Linked DNA regions of Homo sapiens: region 1 is linked to region 2. Evidence: read pairs that join two places in POLR2A ChIA-PET (ENCODE). Cell type or tissue: Caco-2. All regions are shown on one strand. Each heading gives the region's core, and the rest is flanking DNA. Links, peaks and the distances in the headings are about the cores only.

Region 1 (8,784 bases), core at 4,235-6,734, 130 kb after region 2:
GCTATACTTAAAGTATAATGAAAAACAGCCATTTACAAGATCTAGGAAGAAAAGAAGGTCTTGGAAAATAGGGTAAGAGATACGGCCTATCTTCAGAAGTTACTGCACCAGGGAACCCTCCCCCTGGCCTCGTCCAGCCCCAACTAAGTCAGGCTCCCCTATGCCACACATATAGCACTATCCACAGCTGTACTTTTACTGAGGTGATTATTTGATTGTCATCTGTGTTTCCCACATTCAAATATCTGCTGAATACATGAATGTGTTGTAGACTTTGGGCACTGTGTGACCTTGATTTCTCTTTAAACTGCTGGTCCCCCAGGGCACAGCTGGGGCCCCAATTAGCTACAAACCACCCATCCTAAATCTGCCAATACAATTCTGTTGTTCAGCTGTCAGCATGCCTTTGGCTTTCTGACTTTAATCTCCCAATTCAAATAAATCCAAAACTCTAGACTCTGACATCTGTGGCTGGGCTCCCCGCCTTTCCGCAATTGGAATTTGGAAATTGAACTTTTTAAAAACTGAAGAGCAAAAAAGGGAAGAGGCACTTTCAAAAGGTTGCTTATATGTCTAAAGACCCAGCCATCGCCAGCCCAAAGTTGGAAGTTATTTTGTTCTGGGAATTATTAAACTGTCATCCAGTGGTGCCATTTACTGAGGGAGAGGAAAGGCGGTGGGGTGGGAAAGGGAGGAGACTCACTCTACAGCACATTTCTGGGTTTCTTCTCTGAATGGGAATAGCAGATAGATTTTAACAAGAATCGAAGTCCCTGTTCTCCTTCAATCCTCCTTCTTAAAAGTGCTTCCACCACGTGCCTCTGATCCTTTGAGGTCCAGCAAATGCACGCAGCCTGTTTACCTTTTTAATATAACTTTTTTTTTTCCTGAGACGTTGTTTCGCACTTGTTGCCCACGCTGGAGTGCAATGGCACAATCTGGCTCACTGCAACCTGCGCCTCCCAGGTTCAAGCAATTCTCCTGCCTCCGCCTCCCAAGTAGCTGGGATTATAGGCACCCGCCACCACACCCGGCTAATTTTTGTATTTTTAGTAGGGACGGGTTTTGCCATGTTGTCCAGACTGGTCTGGAACTCCTGACCTCAGGAGATGCTGGGATTACAGGCATGAGTCACCGCGCCTGGCCTTTTTTTTTTGAGACGGAGTCTCGCTCTGTAGCCCAGGCTGGAGTGCAGTGGTGCGATCTCCGCTCATTGCAAGCTCCGCCTCCCGGGTTCAAGCGATTCTCCTGCCTCAGCCTCCCGAGTAGCTGGGACTACAGGCACCAGCCACCACGCCTGGCTAATTTTTTGTATTTTTAGTAGAGATGGGATTTCACCTTGTTAGTCAGGATGGTCTCCGCCCACCTCGGCCTCCCAAAGTGCTGGGATTACAGGGGTTTCGCCATGTTGGCCAGGCTGGTCTGGAACACCTGACCTCAGGCTATCTGCCCGCCTCAGCATCTCAAAGTACTGGGATTACAGGCATGAGCCACCGCGCCCGGCCACCTTAATTTTTTAAAGTTCCGCAAAACAGCCGGGTGCGGTGGCTCAAGCCTGTAATCCCAGCACTTTGAGATGCTGAGGCGGGCAGATAGCCTGAGGTCAGGTGTTCCAGACCAGCCTGGCCAACATGGCGAAACCCCGTCTCTACTAAAAATACAAAAATTAGCCAGGCGTGGTGGCACACGCCTGTAATCCCAGCTACTTGGGAGGGTGAGGCAGGGGAATCACTTAAACCCAGGAGGCTGAGGTTGCAGTGACCGAGATGGCGTCACTGCACTCCAGCCTGGGCAACAGAGCAAGACATCGCCATTTCAAAAAAAAAAAAGTTCGGCTGGGTGCGGTGGCTCACGCCTGTAATCCCAGCACTTTGAAAGGCCGAGGTGGGCGGATCACAAGGTCAGGAGTTCGAGATCATCCTGGCTAACACGGTGAAACCCCGTCTCTACTGAAAGTATAAAAAATTAGCCGAGCGAGGTGGCGGGTGCCTGTAGTCCCAGCTACTTGGGAGGCTGAGGCAGGAGAATGGCGTGAACCTGGAGGGCGGAGCCTGCAGTGAGCTGAGATCGCACCACTGCACTCCAGCCTGGGCGACAGAGCAAGACTCTGTCTCAAAAAAAAAAAATAAATAAAGTTCCAGCTGGGCACGGTGGCTCACGCCTGTAATCCCAGCACTTTGGGAGGCCAAGGCGGGTGGATCACCTGAGGTCAGGAGTTCGAGACCAGCCTGGCCAACGTAGTGAAACCCTGTCTCTACTAAAAATACAAAAATTAGCCGGGCGTAGTGGCAGGTGCCTGTAATCCCAGCTACTCTGGAGGCTGGGGCAGGACGATCGCTTGAACCTGGGGGGGTGGAGATTGCAGTGAGCTGAGATCACACCATTGTACTCCAGCTTGGGCAACAAGAGTGAAACTCCATCTCAAAAAAAAAAAAAAAGTTCCACAAAATTAGTTGTTTCTCAGTCAGACTTCCCACTAGATTGCAAACCATTCCTGGCCATGGTTAATCAGACATGAGACCATGTCTGGTTAATCAGCCCTCATACGCAGCCCAAAGCTTGGCAAGAGGAGCTCAGAAAGCTCAGTAAGCCTTGGTTGGAGGAAGGTAGGAAGTGGGGGCAGTTTGGGAGAGAGACCCTGGAACAACTGCAGATAAACCTCCAGGATTCTACAATTTATTAATTCCCTGTTATGCGTCTATGAGGGGTCATATCTCAATTAATCCTCACAACAACCCAGGGAGACAGGCATTATGATGATGACCCCTGCTTTCCAGACACAGAAAAAGGAACAATTTGCCCAAGATCACACAATTAGAGAGGACCAAAACCAGGATTCAAATCCCCCGTCCCTTGCAAGTAGATCCTTCCTCCCCAAACCAGCCAGAGAAGAGTCTGAGGAAGTGTATTCTCAGTCCCTGAATTCCTTCCAGAGCTTCAAGCAGAATGGGAGAGTCTAAGTCAACTCAACATAATGCAAAATGAAGACGTCAAGTTCTCTCTAAACACCCTCAGACTCTCAGCTCAATGCTTCAACATTAAATTGCCGAAATGGGAGAAAACAAATGAGGGATGGGAATAACCTGAGCCAGAAGGTGGGACAACAGATTAGGCACAAGAAAAAGGGAGTTTTCAGCTCTTGTTGTACCTCTCTGCTAATGAAGCACTTAGCTTTAAGGCTGCAGTTAAGTGTGGGGATAACTTTTCCTCAAATCCTAACAGAAAAAAAGAGCCCCGCGAGCAAAACAAACTGCAAGCCCTATTTAATTTAGGTTTATGTAATGTGCACGTTCATACCATTAACGTAACCTGTCCTGAAAGTTAATTCATTTCTCTCTTATGGTTCATTTGGCAATGGGTCAATGTAGGGAGGGACCCCCAACAGACAAAGACCGAAGTGGTAAAAGAAGAAACAAGGCGTTGGGGTGGGGGTGGGGGTGGGGGGCGCAGATATCCTGGATGACGTGTAGGGGCAACACAAAGGAAAAAGCAAAAACAGAAAGAGCAAGGGCAAGGGGGCCAAAAGCCAAGGCTGCTTGGTAGCTCCTGCCAGAGGGATCAAGCACGACCTCAGTGGTTTCCAGACCTCAGTCATGTGTGGGGTTGGCTGCTTTAGAAGAACCTGGGAAACAGTTTTTCAGGGGTTGTTACTATTTTCTTGTTTTTGTTACAAATTCCCCATCCTGAAAATTCTGATTTTGTAGGCCTTTAGCAGGACGATGAATTCTTAAGGCAGCCAGCTTCGAGAATCCCTAGAGATAGCCTCCCTCCTGGAGACGCCTATGATCTGAGGCAATTAGCCATTGTGCAGTGCTCTTCACCCTTACTGTGAAGGAAGTCACAGTCCACTCCCACGGAGTGCTCTATCTGCAGCCATGGTAGCTGAGAACTACATCCCAGTGCCCTCTTTCCCCATCTCACGTGCTTCCTGAACATTCCCCATACACTCCCTCTTATATTCACACCTCAGTGCCTCTGCACAACTGTTCCCCATGGAATGTTTCTGTATGTGTAAATCCTCTTCATTCTTCACCAATCCATCTCAAAAATAGGGATCAAAATATTCCTGATGGGCAGGATCTGTTCCGTGCCTACACTTATTTGCCTCAGGTACTCCTGAACAGAATGTCTTGAGAAAACAAAATACCAATCACTAGAAAGGTCAGTATTTCCTAGAACTAAAAATTTCGTATCAGGTAAAACAAAGCCACTTTCTCTGGTGCAACTGAACTTGGTCACCATTCACACCCAGAAGATCATGTTTGAGCCTCAGTGGCACCCATCTGCCAACTGGATGTCAAGCCTTCCTTTCCCAGTGAGAAACAGACAAAGGAACTCCAGACACTGGAGGGTAAGCTCACATGGAGCCAGCAATCCAGTTTCGAATCAAAGCCACTCAGTCTAGACACACTGCTTTTAAGACCACAGGGGAGGGCTGACTCCTCTGTAGCTCAGGAGACCCAGGTATTGCTGAGCCATCCAGGTAACAGGAATGCAGGTGGCACTGCTGCACCTCGCAAGCAGAATGCTGCTCTGTCTCGTTTCAGAGAGAAGGTAGACTCTGCCTAGAATGGAGACATGGGCTATTTAGGGTTTAGATGAGGAGCTGGTATTATTCCAGAATGCGCAGCAGTAGGAAGAGGCCTGGGTCTGGGAAACAGAAGGTATGGTTTATAGCTTCCGCTTTGCCCTAATTAGCACTATGTCTTAAAGCAAGTCCTTTTTGTCTGTTTGAACCTCAGTGTGTATATCTCCAAAATGTTAACACCTAAACAGACTTTAATGCCCAACCCAGTATATACCTAATTAATAGAAAACAAAAATTACAAGGTTAACACTAGAAAAAATTAGGATGCAGGGCCCTACATAGTCACTAAAATCAAGCCACAAATTTCACTCTGTACTTCCTGGTAGCCAAAGCAAAAAGCATTTATCATTTATAGCATTTATAGCATTTATCATGCTATAAATTTCCAATTTCCACAAAAGAAAAAGCATACCAGGTTTTCAGGAGAGGCAAAGCTTTTCAGAGACATTAGGTTCTAAAAGAATTTCTCCCGGCCGGGCGCGGTGGCTCACGCTTGTAATCCCAGCACTTTGGGAGGCCGAGGCGGGCGGATCACGAGGTCAGGAGATCGAGACCATCCTGGCTAACACGGTGAAACCCCATCTCTACTAAAAATACAAAAAAAATTAGCCGGGCGTGATGGTGGGCGCCTGTAGTCCCAGCTACTCGGGAGGCTGAGGCAGGAGAATGGCGTGAACCCGGGAGGCGGAGCTTGCAGTGAGCCGAGATTGCACCACTGCACTCCCGCCTGGGCCACAGAGCGAGACTCCGTCTCAAACAAAAAAAACAAAAAAAAAGAATTTCTCCCATGAACTTCTTAAAGGGGGCATTGAATCTGTAGCTAGTCTTCAACAATATAAACCCTTATAAGAATTACAGTAACAAGTTATATAAAGCTATTTCTGACAGTGTCCTTCCATAAAGCAAAGGGCAGACACTGAAGCCCAACTCGGTAAAAATAACAACGGAGGGGCTGACATAATGGCACATGCAGATGGCCCAGCCTAATCAAGTCTAAAACCAAGAATCGCCACAGGAGCAGATAGAAAACTCGTCCTTCCAAAAACTTCTGTAACTGTTACTTCTTCCAGGTGGGTGTTGGGCAGCAGTCAGCTTGCGAATACATGGTTTCTAAATTCCATTCCAGTTCAAATAGATGTAAGTGGCATTTTCAGTCTTTACTTACTTATATTAAGAAGTCCTCCTCTGACCCCACCACACACTGTCCACTCCCAAATCAATGGATTGAGAATGGATTCCTCTGAGCCAGAGAGAGGGGAATCCACCTATTAATGTTAGTGCTGTTATTAATAGCTAGCACTGAGTGCTTAGGTGCCAGGCTCTGTACCTGGTTTCCCCTGCAGTCTCATTTAATCCTCCCATCAGTCCCGTGTGATGCAAACTATTATTAGTACCATTTTAAAAATAAGGAACAAAGATTTAGAGAATTTTAGTAGATTGCCAAGGTCACAGAGCTAATTATCCAGGTCTTTCTGATTCCAAAGTCCAGGCTCTTAGCCCCACATATAGTGCCTCCTGGTATTAATGAAATGTGATTACTGATAGAAATGCTAACATTTGTTAGAAGAAAACAAACAGCGAGGCCTAGAATAAGGTTACTGGGGTAGGTAAGAGTTGTTTATTATTAATGACAACAAAATAACAATGGAGCTTTTGGAGGCTTTGCCAACCTATAAATGGAATAAAGGAATGAAAACTATTGTGAAAAGCAGAAATAGTGCAAGTGAAAGTAATTCTGAGAGCATACTATATTATCCCAGAAAAAGAGAATTATCTTTTCCTCTTAAAGTATATTTCCTCCTCTAGAGATTCTAAACCTTGGTTCTCTTGGTCATTCACGCATTCAACCAACAAATACTTATCCAGTGTCTACTCCACACCAAGCATTTTCAGCAGCAAGCAAGACAGAGAAGCTCTCAAGCTTCCGTGTCGGCAAACAGGTAGATAATATATTTCCAGACGGTATTAAAGTGCTTTGAAGAAAATAAAGTTAAGGGGATTAAGAGAGGCTGAGGGGCAGAGAAGGGAGGAGCTGTTCTAGATAACTGGTCCGTCAGGAAGTAGCTCTGAGAACCAAGTGAGAGTCAGCCACGCAAAAATTTGGAGAAAGAGCCAGGCACGGTGGCTTATGCCTGTAATCCCAAGACTTGTCAGAGGCTGAGGCAGGCAGATCACCTGAGGTCAGGAGTTCAAGACCAGCCTGGACAATATGGTGAAACCCCGTCTCCACTAAAAATGCAAAAATTAGCCGGGCGTGGTGGGGTGCGCCTGTAATCCCAGCTACTTGGGAGGCTGAGGCAGGAGAATCACTTGAATCAGGGAGGCAGAGGTTGCAGTGAGCAGATCACACCACTGCACTCCAGCCTGGGCAAGAGCAAGACCCTGTCTCAAACAGAAAAGAAAAATCTGGAGAAAGAATCCTGGAAAGAGTTACTACCAGTAGAAAAGCCCTATGACAAACCTAAGTATGGCATGTTTCAGAAACCTCAGAAAGGCGAGCTTTTCTCAAGCAGGAAGAAGCAGAGTGGACAGGTTGGGGATTGGTAAGAGATGAGGCAGAAGATGGGGGAGTAGGACAAGCCGTGTGGTGCCTACAAGGAAAGGAATTAGATTATATCTGAAGGGCAATGGGAAGCCATTGGCAAATTGGCGACAAGAGAATAGCAAATTCTGATTTACTTTTAAGCTCTCCAGTGCTATATCCACAGCTCCCAGGTAAACAAACTCAGGCAGTACAATACTTCACAGACTCAAGTGTATCACCTTTTGTTAAGGACAATGTCACTGAAAACTAACAACTCTAAAAAATATCTTTAGCCTGCAGGCCCTGGCTGGCTTTCCATCATTACAGGCTCAAGTTGAAAATGATGCTTCTTCCTTTTCCAAAACTTTATACCTTTTTATGCTCAGGGGAATGCAGTTGTCAGAGCACCTAGTGGTTTGCCTGACAAACCCTAAGGAAATGCCAAGGTAATTTACAATGGGAATTGATCACATCCTCCATCTGAATCTCACTTCAACATCTCTTCCTTCTGGCTTTTCCAATCCTGGGACATCTTATCCCTTGCCATCCTTTTGTTGCTTTCTTTTCTCCATATGCTCAAAACTAAACATTCTGAATGTGAGTTGCTTGGCCAAACTGAACATTATTAAAGTTAATTTTTAAAATCCCACGCTTGATGCTCCCATAAGGCACACCTTTAGCAAGAAGGGCTACAGTGGAAGTTGAATTTGGATAGAGTCCTTTTTGAAGCTAAATCGCAGCTTTCATTAATTCAAATAAATGTATCCTACCAATATGTCTGGACACAATAACTAAGAGGGAAAAATCTAACCTGTGGCTGCATCAGGCGTGTGTGTGTGTGTGTGTGTGTGTGTGTGTGTGTGTTTGTGCCTGAAGGCAGATAACAGCATCAGAAACTGGATGCCTAACAAGATTCGCCTGCACACAGGGACTGGGCCATCACAATGGGAAGTAACCAGGACTGGGGTAGCCCAGGAGGTATGGGAACTTGTGCCTCTTATTAAGACCTGATGGTAGACAAACTCCTGACTCCTCACCCCCCCCCAAATAAAAAGAGTCACCTGCCTGCCTTCCCCCGAGGCTATGCAGTCTGGAATACACGGATACTAAACAAAATCAACCTCTTCTTCAGCTGGCCAATTGTGAATCTCCCAGGCACAATGACTGTGTGGCTGCCTCAAAACCGTGAAAATCATTACGACAATGAAGAATTCACATAATCTATGAACAGCACAGCAACTCACGCAACTCATCGGCACTACTCACATCTCCAACCCCCACACACCTAGAAACATCTCCTGGTACACAACACTGTGCAGCAGCCCTCAAACAGGCTGGAGTGGAGAGGGAGGGATACCAGTCTCTTAAAGCCAACTGCTTCATGGCAGTTGAGAACAAACAATACTGTGCCCTTAGACTTTTCAAAGCCTAAGCTAGTGTGATTGGCAGCTGAGTGATTTTGGGATTGCAGAGTATGGGGTCACATACCTGACTGCACTTCAGAGCCAAGTTAATACCTTTCATTGTTCACTGCCTCCAGTTCCCACTAGATCAGGGGCTCTTATCAAGCACCTGCATCACAATCTCATAGGTCCCCTGGTAAAAATGCAGATTCCTGTGGCCCACTGAAAATAAACATCTGCGGAGTAGCCTGACAAACTATTTTTAAACA
Region 2 (8,784 bases), core at 2,177-4,676:
CCACGTGGGAATGGAAGGTCCTTGTAGGTGAGTGTCAGGCCCTGCTTAGCTCTCCAGACTCTGCCGTGCCCTCTCCTCACACTTGTAACCACTGAGTACCCACCTCAGGCTTAGCACCTCTTTCCCACAGTGCCAAGTCTCAGAGACCAATGCTGACCTTAGATTGCAGGCGTTTAAGGAGCACTGATCCGGCTGGGCATGGTGGCTCACACCCATAATTCCAGCACTTTGGGAGGCTGAGGTGGGCAGATCACCTGAGGTCAGGTGTTCGAGACCAGCCTGCCCAACGTGGTGAAACCCTATCTCTACTAAAAACACAAAAATTAGCTGGGCGTGGTGGCATGCACCTGTAATTCCAGCTACTTGGGAGGCTGAGGCAGGAGAATCGCTTGAACCCAGGAGGTGGAGGTTGCAGTGAGCTGAGATTGCGCCACTGCACTCCAGCCTGGGCAACAGAGCAACACTCTGTCTCAAAAAAAAAAAAAAAAGCACTGATCCAATGCTCTGGGACTCAAATCACCACGCTGGCTGGAAAACAAAGAGAAGAGTAGCATGGGAGTTCAGGCTAAAGCCTTCAGCAGTAGACAGACCTGGTACAGCAGTCAGTCTTACCAGAAAGACCATAAGTCAAGAAGGACTTATTATAAAGAGGCTTCCTCCAAAAGAGTGGGCACTGGACAACCACAAGGGATAGAGCAGTAGCAGCCCTAGATTCAAAGACACAGAGAAGGAAATAGAAGGAGAAGATTATATAGAGAAAACCACTTTGTGGCACCACAAGCCAAAAGCACCCTCTCCTTTCTTCCCTCTTGTCTGTGGGGCTCTCCACTAACAGACCCAACTGGTGCTAGCGGGGAAAGGGAGGCTGTTGATGCAGCTCATAAGGTCAGCCTCTGGGGTGGAGAAGGACAGCAAGCTCAGCTAGAGGGATAAATGGAAGGTATTCAGCGCCTGGGTTCAAATCCTTGTTACCTACCGGCCATGTGATCTTCAACGTGTCACATGAGTTCCTCCATCTATAAAACTGAGTGCTTTGGTAAGTAGGCAAGGACCAAAGGAGGTAAGGCACATGAGTTGCTTGCTGTAGCACCTGCTTCATAGGAAGGGCTCAGTGTCCAGCAGACAGTAGTACTAGGTTTGCTGCTCTGCCTCTGGCTCCATGCCCAGCTATAATAACTGGGCTTCCAACTTGCTCCTGAAATCCAGTTGCCCCCAGTATCCCACTCTGATCATTGGATCCAGGTTATTTTCCTTGGGCCAGAGGCCCCCTGTCTTGCTATTTGCTTAATCCAGGGGTCTCCTGGGAATGGCACCTTGCTGTATGCTTGTAGGTAACCACGGAAACTGGCTGCCTTTGTCAGATAAAAGGCAAGTTGGTAACAGCCTGAATGGTGATGGGGAGAGAGGCTGAGAACAAAGATTTTTATGAGTCATGTTAAGCAAAATCCATGCTCCAGGTTAAATATTTTCATCCCTCAAGAGAGTTAGCACGTACCCAGTTCTACATTGAGAACCCTCTCCCTGAAACCACATTGAACATAGGACACAGAGTATCTTCAGCCTGCAAGGTGGAGTGTAAGGTCCCCATGCTACTCTGCCTGCCAACTTCCAATGAGCTCTGCATACCCATGAGCTCTGCTGGAGCCATTTTTATTGAAAAGCTCTCTGCAGATCTGCCTCTTCTGAAGCCTGGGTTCAGGAAACCAGGACTAGATTGGCCAGAAGCAGACTGGAACAGGCCTAGAGTTTTAGAGAAAAGAGGTGCATTTATTTTCTAGGGCTGCTGTAAGAAAATACCACAAACTGGGCCTGGTGTGGTGGCTCACACCTGTAATCCCAGCACTTTGAGGGGCCGAGGCGGGCGGATCACAAGTCAGGAGTTCGAGACCAGCCTGGCCAACATAGTGAAACCCTGTCTTTACTAAAAATACAAAAAATTAGCCAGGCGTGGTGGCAGGCGCCTGTAATCCCAGCTACTCAGGAGGCTGAGGTGGGAGAATTGCTTGAACCCACGAGGCGGAGGTTGCAGTGAGCCGAGATCATGCCACTGTACTCCAGCCTGGGCAACAGTGCGAGATTCTGTCTCAAATAAAAAAAAAGACAAGACCAGACCACAAACTGGGTGTCTTCAACAACAGAAGCGTATTGTCTCACAGTTCTAGAGGTCAGAAGTCCAAGGTCAAGGTGTCAGCAGGGTTGGTTCCTTCTGAGAGCTGTGAGATCGAATTTTTTCCATGCCTCTCCCCTCGCTTCTGGTGGCTTGCTGGCAGTCTTTGGCATTCCTCAGCATGTAGAACCATCACCCTGATCTCGCCTTCATTTTCACACAACATCCTCCCTGTGTGTGCATTTCTGTTTCCAAATTTCCCTTTTTTTTTTAAAGAAATTTCTATTTATTTTGAGACAGGGTTATGAGACTGGCTAATTTTTGTATTTTTGGTAGAGTCAGGGTTTCACCACGTTGGCCAGGCTGGTCTCAAACTCTAGGGCTCAAGCAATCCATCCTCCTTGGCCTCCCAAAGTGCTGGGATTACAAGTGTGAGTCCCTGCGCCTGGCCCAAATTTCCCTTCCTATAGGTACACAAATTATATAGGATTAAAGCCACCTGAATGACGTCATCTTAACTGCTTACATCTGTAACAACCCTGTTTGCAAATGAGATCACATTCTGAGGTACTGCGCCTTAGGACTTCAACATAAGAATTTGGGGAAGACACAATTCAACCCGTAACGGGGAAAAAGAGGAGAAAGTCTACCCTATGACATCTATCCTGGTTCTTAAATATTGACCCTTCTTGAATTTCTCAACCCAGGGCTACCTTGTTATCAGAAAGCCTCTGATATTCTACGTTGTGCCTTTTGCCCTATGACATCTAGTCCTGGCCCTCTACCTGTCCACTTTGGCAATCTAATTCTATCTAGTTCCAGCCCTCACTGCTGGGCAGGCATTTCAGTATCCCTTTTCTGCCAGTATTTGTTCTGCCAGCCATAGGAGACTTCCTCCGAGTTGAGCACGTTCCTCTTAGAACTGGCCTTGCCTTCGGCTGGCACAGTGGCTCATGCCTGTAATCCTAGCACTTTGTGAGGCCAAGACGGGTGGATCACCTGAAGTCAGGAGTTTGAGACCAGCCTGGCCAACATGGCGAAACCCCGTCTGTACTAAAAATACAAAAATTAGCTGAGCATGGTGGCGGGTGCCTATAATCCCAGCTACTCAGGAGGCTGAGGCAGGAGAATCGCTGGAACCCAGGAGGCGGAGGTTGGGGTGAGTCGAGATCGCGCCACTGCACTCCAGCCTGGGCGACAAAAAAAAAAAAAAAAAACTGGCCTTGACTCACAGGGTGCAGCTAATCCAAGTCCTTGTTTGTTTAGCTCTGCCCCAACCTTTGCAGGTGGTGGGGCCAAACCCAGCTGCACCCTAAGGCAAACCAGCAGGGTTTGAAGTGCAGGGTTTGAAGTGCATGGAAGTAGGGACAATAAGCAGGTATTTAGAGCCAGACGGGCAGGGTTCAGAGCTGGGTGGAAGCATGCTGCAGCATGGCACAGGGGCAGGGCTAGAGTGCAGCCTAGTGGATCTAAGGGTGTTTACTCTTGGCTTTATTTCTACTGCCCCTTGTATGGATGATCCGGGCCCACAAGGCTGGACATGGCCATACGAAGGTCTGCAGATGAGTCTTGCCCAGAGTAAAGCAGGAACAGTCTGGGGGTGGTTAGAAGCATAAACTTTGCTCACTAAGCCTCAATTTCTGCATCCATAAAATAAGACCTTTAACAAAACTCATCTGATGGGATTTTTGTGAGGATTAAATGAGTAATGAATATATAGCCTTTTTTTTCTTTTTTAAAAATTTGTTTCATTTATTTATTTTTTGGAGATGAGGTCTCACTCTGTCGCCCAGGCTGGAGTGCAGTGGCACCATCTTGGCTCACTACAACCTCTGGGCTCAAGTAATTCTCCCACAGCCTCCCAAGTAGCTGGGATTATAGGCATGTGCCACCACGCTCGACTAATGTTTATTTGTTTGTTTGTTTTTGTAGAAATGGAATTTCGCCATGTTGCCCAGGCTGGTCTTGAACGCTGGGACTCAATCCACATGCCTCTGCTTCCCAAAGTGCTGGAGTTACAGGTGTGAGCTATCCTGCCCGGCCAATATATGGCCTTAACTCAGGGCCTGGTACAAAGTAAGCATTCAAAGCTGGGTGTAGTGGCTCATGCCTGTAGTCCCAGTTACTCAGGAGGCTCGCTTGAGCCCGGGAGTTTGAGGATACAGAGAGCTATGATTGCACCACTGCACTCCAACCTGGACGACAGAGCAAGACTCTGTCTCCAAAAACCAAAGTAAGTGTTCAGCACATGTTAGCCATGGTGATCATCATGACCACTTATAGCATTTTACTGCCTCCGCAGAGTTTCATGATATTGGCTATCAGGTAGTTTCTGGGTATGACAGACTAAAACAGCTGCTCTTTTCTTATTGAAATAATGTACCCACACAAAATTAAACAGCCTCTCAGGAAAATGATGGCACTTCTTTGAGATCTTTTTCTTTCTTTTTTCTTTCTTTTTTTTTTTTTGAGACAGTTTAGCTCTTGTTGCCCAGGCTAGAGTGCAACGGCACAATCTTGGCTCACCACAACTTCCACCTCTCCGGTTCAAGCCATTCTCCTACCTCAACCTCCTGAGTAGCTGGGATTACAGGCATGCGCCACCACCTGGTTAATTTTGTATTTTTAGTAGAGACGGAGTTTCTCCATGTTGGTCAGCCTGGTCTCGAACCCCCGACCTCAGGTGATCCGCCCGCGTCCGCCTCCCAAAGTGCTGGGATTACAGGCGTGAGCCACCGCGCCCGGCTTCTTTGGGATATTTCTTAGTGTTATTGGATTATGACCATTGTTCCAGGATAGGAGCTATCAATGTGCAATCTACCTTAATTTTTTTTTTTTTTTTGAGACAGTGTCTCACTCTGTCACCCAGGCTGGAGCACAGTGGCACGATCTTGGTTCACTGCAACCCCTGCCTCCCAGGTTTAAACGATTCTCCTGCCTTAGGCTCCTGAGTAGCTGGGATTACAGGTGCTCACCACCACGCCCAGCTAATTTTTGTATTTTTAGTAGAGATGGGGTTTCTTTCTTTTCTTTTTTTCTTTTTTTGTTTTTTTGAGAGGGAGTTTCACTTTGTCACCCAGGCTGGAGTGCAGAGGCACAATCTTGGTTCACTGCAACCTCCACCTCCCATGTTCAAGCAAGTCTTCTGCCTCAGCCTCCTGAGTAGCTGGGACTACAGGCATGCGCCACCATGCCCAGCTACATTTTGTATTTTTAGTAGAGACGGGGTTTCACCATATTGGTCAGTCTGGTCTCGAACTCCTGACCTCGTGATCTGCCCACCTCGGCCTCCCAACGTGCTGAGATTACAGACGTTAGCCACCATGCCTGGCCTACCTTAATACTTGAAGCAGCTTCCTGCCACATGTAGGTATCTTTTCTTTCCTCCCCAGGGAGGGGATGGATTTTGTGGATTTCTGATTTTTTTTTTTTCTTTTGAGACAGAGTTTCACTCTTGTCACCCAGGCTGGAGTGCAATGGCATGATCTCGGCTCACTGCAACCTCCGCCTCCTGAGTTCAAGCAATTCTCCTGCCTCAGCCTCCCAAGTAGCTGGGATTACAGGTGCACGCCACCACAGCCAGCTAATTTTTGTATTTTTTTTTTTTTTTAAGTAGAGATGGGGTTTCACGATGTTGGCTGGTCTGGTCTTAAACTCCTGACCTCAGGTGATCCACCCGCCTCAGCTTCCCAAAGTGCTGGAATTACAGGTGTGTGCCACCATGCCCAGCTTTTTTTTTTTTTTTTTTTTTGACACAGGGTCTTGCTCTGTCTTCCAGGCTGGAATGCACTGGTGCAATCTTGGCTCACTGCAACCTCCGCATCCCAGGCTCAAGTGATCCACACACCTCAGCCTCCCTAGTAGCTGGGACCACAAGCATGCACCACTATGCCCAGCTAATTTTTGTATTTTTGGGTTTCGCCATATTGCCTAGCCTGATCTTGAACTCCTGGACTCAAACAATCCTTTTTCTCAGCCTCCCAAAGTGCTGGGATTACAGGCTTGAGCTACTGTGACCAGCCAGTTCCCGAGATTTTAACACTGGGCTAGAACTAGGTCCTCTGAGTGCTAACAATTATCCTTCACACTTCCAAAATTAGCTCAAAAATGCCCACGCTCTTAAGAACAGGGTCAGGAGCACCTGATCATTTTGAAGAGATAATTTCCTCAGATGAGAAGCCACATAAGTAGTCATTATGTGCATCCCCTCCTGCCTCGTCTTAGAAGCCAAGTATAATTTAATGTATTTTAGGAACTAAAGTTCAAAATGTGAATTTCCCGTGTAGAAAAAAAAAATCTGTCAGAAAGCACTTAGGAAAAGGCATGGCAGTCAGATCAAATAGTGTTCAAAGATCTGTCCTTGGCCCTCTTTTCAGATTTTCCTTGACAATGTCATTCAAACTCGAGCTTGTGATAGAGGATCACTCCCCTGCCTGTGGCAGCAGCCTCGCCCCATCTCTGGAGAGCTGGGTTCCAAGTCTCTACTGCCTACTCGAGACCCATCTATAACACTGTGAAATCAACATATCTCAGAGGGAAGAGACCATGTCTCTGCTCTTCCAGCCAACCCTACCTCCTTATGTCTTGCCTGTGACCCCTACTTGCATTCATGTTACTACCATCCTATTGGTCATCTAGGCTTGAAACCACTAAGTCCGTGATTTTTAACTTTTTTTTTTTCTTGAGACACAGTCTGGCTCCATCACCCAGGCTGGAGTGCAGTGGTGCAATCTCAGCTCACTGCAACCTCTGCCTCCCGGGCTCAAGCCATCCTCCCATCTCATCCTCCCATCTCAGCCTTCCAAGTAGCTGGGACTACAAGCACAATGCTACCACACCTGGCTAATTTTTATATTTTTTGTAGAGATGGGGTTTCACCATATTGCCCAGGCTGGCCTTGAACTTGTGAACTCAAACAATCCACTCACCTCAGCCTCCCAAAATGCTGGGATTACAGGCTCCAGTCACCACACCCGGCCTTCCTTAGCCTTTGTTGAAATCTCAGACACCTTTGAGGTTGGATGGGAGGTATGAACTCTCCCCAGGAAAAGAAGCATTCACACAAATATTTGCTCAAAATTTCAGGAGGTCTTTAGGCCCCCCTAGCTAAGTGATCTTGATTACTCTTTTTTATTTCCTAATAATACCTGCTCAAAAACCTTCAGTGGTGTTTGAGTGGCTCCCCACTATCCATAAAATATGTCCGTGTTTCTTAACTTAGAGCAGACCATGATCTGACTGCAGCTTCTCTTTCTAAAATAAATGGGTTAGGTTGGGCGCTGTGGCTCACGCCTGTAATCCCATCACTTTGGGAGGCTGAGGTGAGTGGATCATTTGAGATCAGAAGTTCGAGCCCAGTCCTGCCAACACGGTGAAACCCTGTCTCTACTAAAAATACAAAAATGTGTTGGGTGTGGTGGTGCATGCCTGTAATCCCAGCTACTGGGGAGGCTGAGGGAGGAGAATCGCTTGAACCCAGGAGGCAGAGGTTGCGGTGAGCCAAGATTGCACTACTGCACTCCAGCCTGGGTAACAGAACGAAACTGTCTCAAAAATTAAAACAAAGCAAAACAAAATAAAACAAAACAAAACAAAACAAAATAAAATAAAATAAAATAAAATAAAATAAAATAAAATAAAATAAAATAGTTAATATGTGCAAAACCCAGTAATGGCACCAGGTGAACTGTGGAAGTGTTAGCTATTACTGCTGTTGTGTCCTGTGTTTCAGCCCACCTAATGTCTCACTTGTCCCTTTACCTTTGCATGTCCTGTGTTCGCTCCCTCTGTGTCTTTTTATTCTCTCCTTGCCAATCATGTGTCCCTAAGTCCCCAAGCCTTCTCAGATCAGTTTCCCTAACTTAAGCCCCCATCCTATAGGAAACTCGATCTCTTCTTCAATATTTCTGAACCCACCCAGGGCTATTTCACCTTCTCCGGAAGTAAGCATTCAGTATATATTAGCTGAATGGTAAGTGGTCATCATGACCATCATAGCTAACCTGTGCCCAATGCTTACTTCTGGGGCTTACCTCCTCCTGCTCTGAATACCTGTCCTGGCTTTTTCTCCAGAGACTCTGGCTGTTGCACAGCTTTAGGAACCCCCCACTCCTTGTCACCACAAACATGGACACAGCCTCCCCCTCCATCTCCCCCACTAACTAACCCGGCAGCCAGAGCCATCTTTTTAAAATGTCATGAATCAGCTCGTCATTCGTCTAATCAGAACCTTTTAATAGCTTCCCGTCATACATAGAATAAAATCCAAATCCCTTCTTTAGCAGCAAACTGTATATCTTCTTGTACCTAGGGAAAGATTTAGGTTTTGTGGGTCCTGGAACTTACACAATTTCGTAAAGAGGGAGGAGCCTCTTTACGAAAAAAAATATAAAATCACAAATATTGTTACTTTTATTTTTATTTATTTTTAATTAATTTTTTTTTTTTTGAGACAGAGTCTAACTCTGTTGCCCAGGCTGGAGTGCAGTGACACGATCTCAGCTTATTGCAACCTCCGCCTCCCAGGCTTAAGCGATTCTTCTGCCTCAGCCTCCCAAGTAGCTGGGATTACAGGTACACACCACCATACCCAGCTAATTTTTATATTTTTAGTAGAGACAGGGTTTTGCCATTTGGTCAGGCTGGTCTCGAACTCCTGACCTCAGGTGATCCACCCG

The links. Peaks named below come from ENCODE experiments on the same cell type or tissue, not always from the same donor. Only the 100,000 strongest peaks of a DNase experiment are listed, where the experiment ranks them.
Region 1: POLR2A ChIA-PET joins it to region 2 with 5 read pairs; 8 of 35 experiments call an interaction of 5 or more read pairs at or near these places.

The regions. Positions count from the first base shown.
Region 1 is chr17:59,333,764-59,342,547 of GRCh38, reverse strand. All of the region lies in intron 1 of YPEL2 (yippee like 2), which reads right to left. Among named protein-coding and RNA genes, the nearest start is that of YPEL2, 6.5 kb to the right of the region's middle. In Caco-2, for the core only: no CTCF peak of the experiment used is centred there; no DNase peak of the experiment used is centred there.
Region 2 is chr17:59,459,951-59,468,734 of GRCh38, reverse strand. The region is part of intron 2 of LINC01476 (long intergenic non-protein coding RNA 1476); the gene reads left to right. All of the region lies in intron 2 of LOC124904040 (a long non-coding RNA gene), which reads right to left. Among named protein-coding and RNA genes, the nearest start is that of LINC01476, 63 kb to the left of the region's middle. In Caco-2, for the core only: no CTCF peak of the experiment used is centred there; a DNase peak (open chromatin) is centred at 3,495.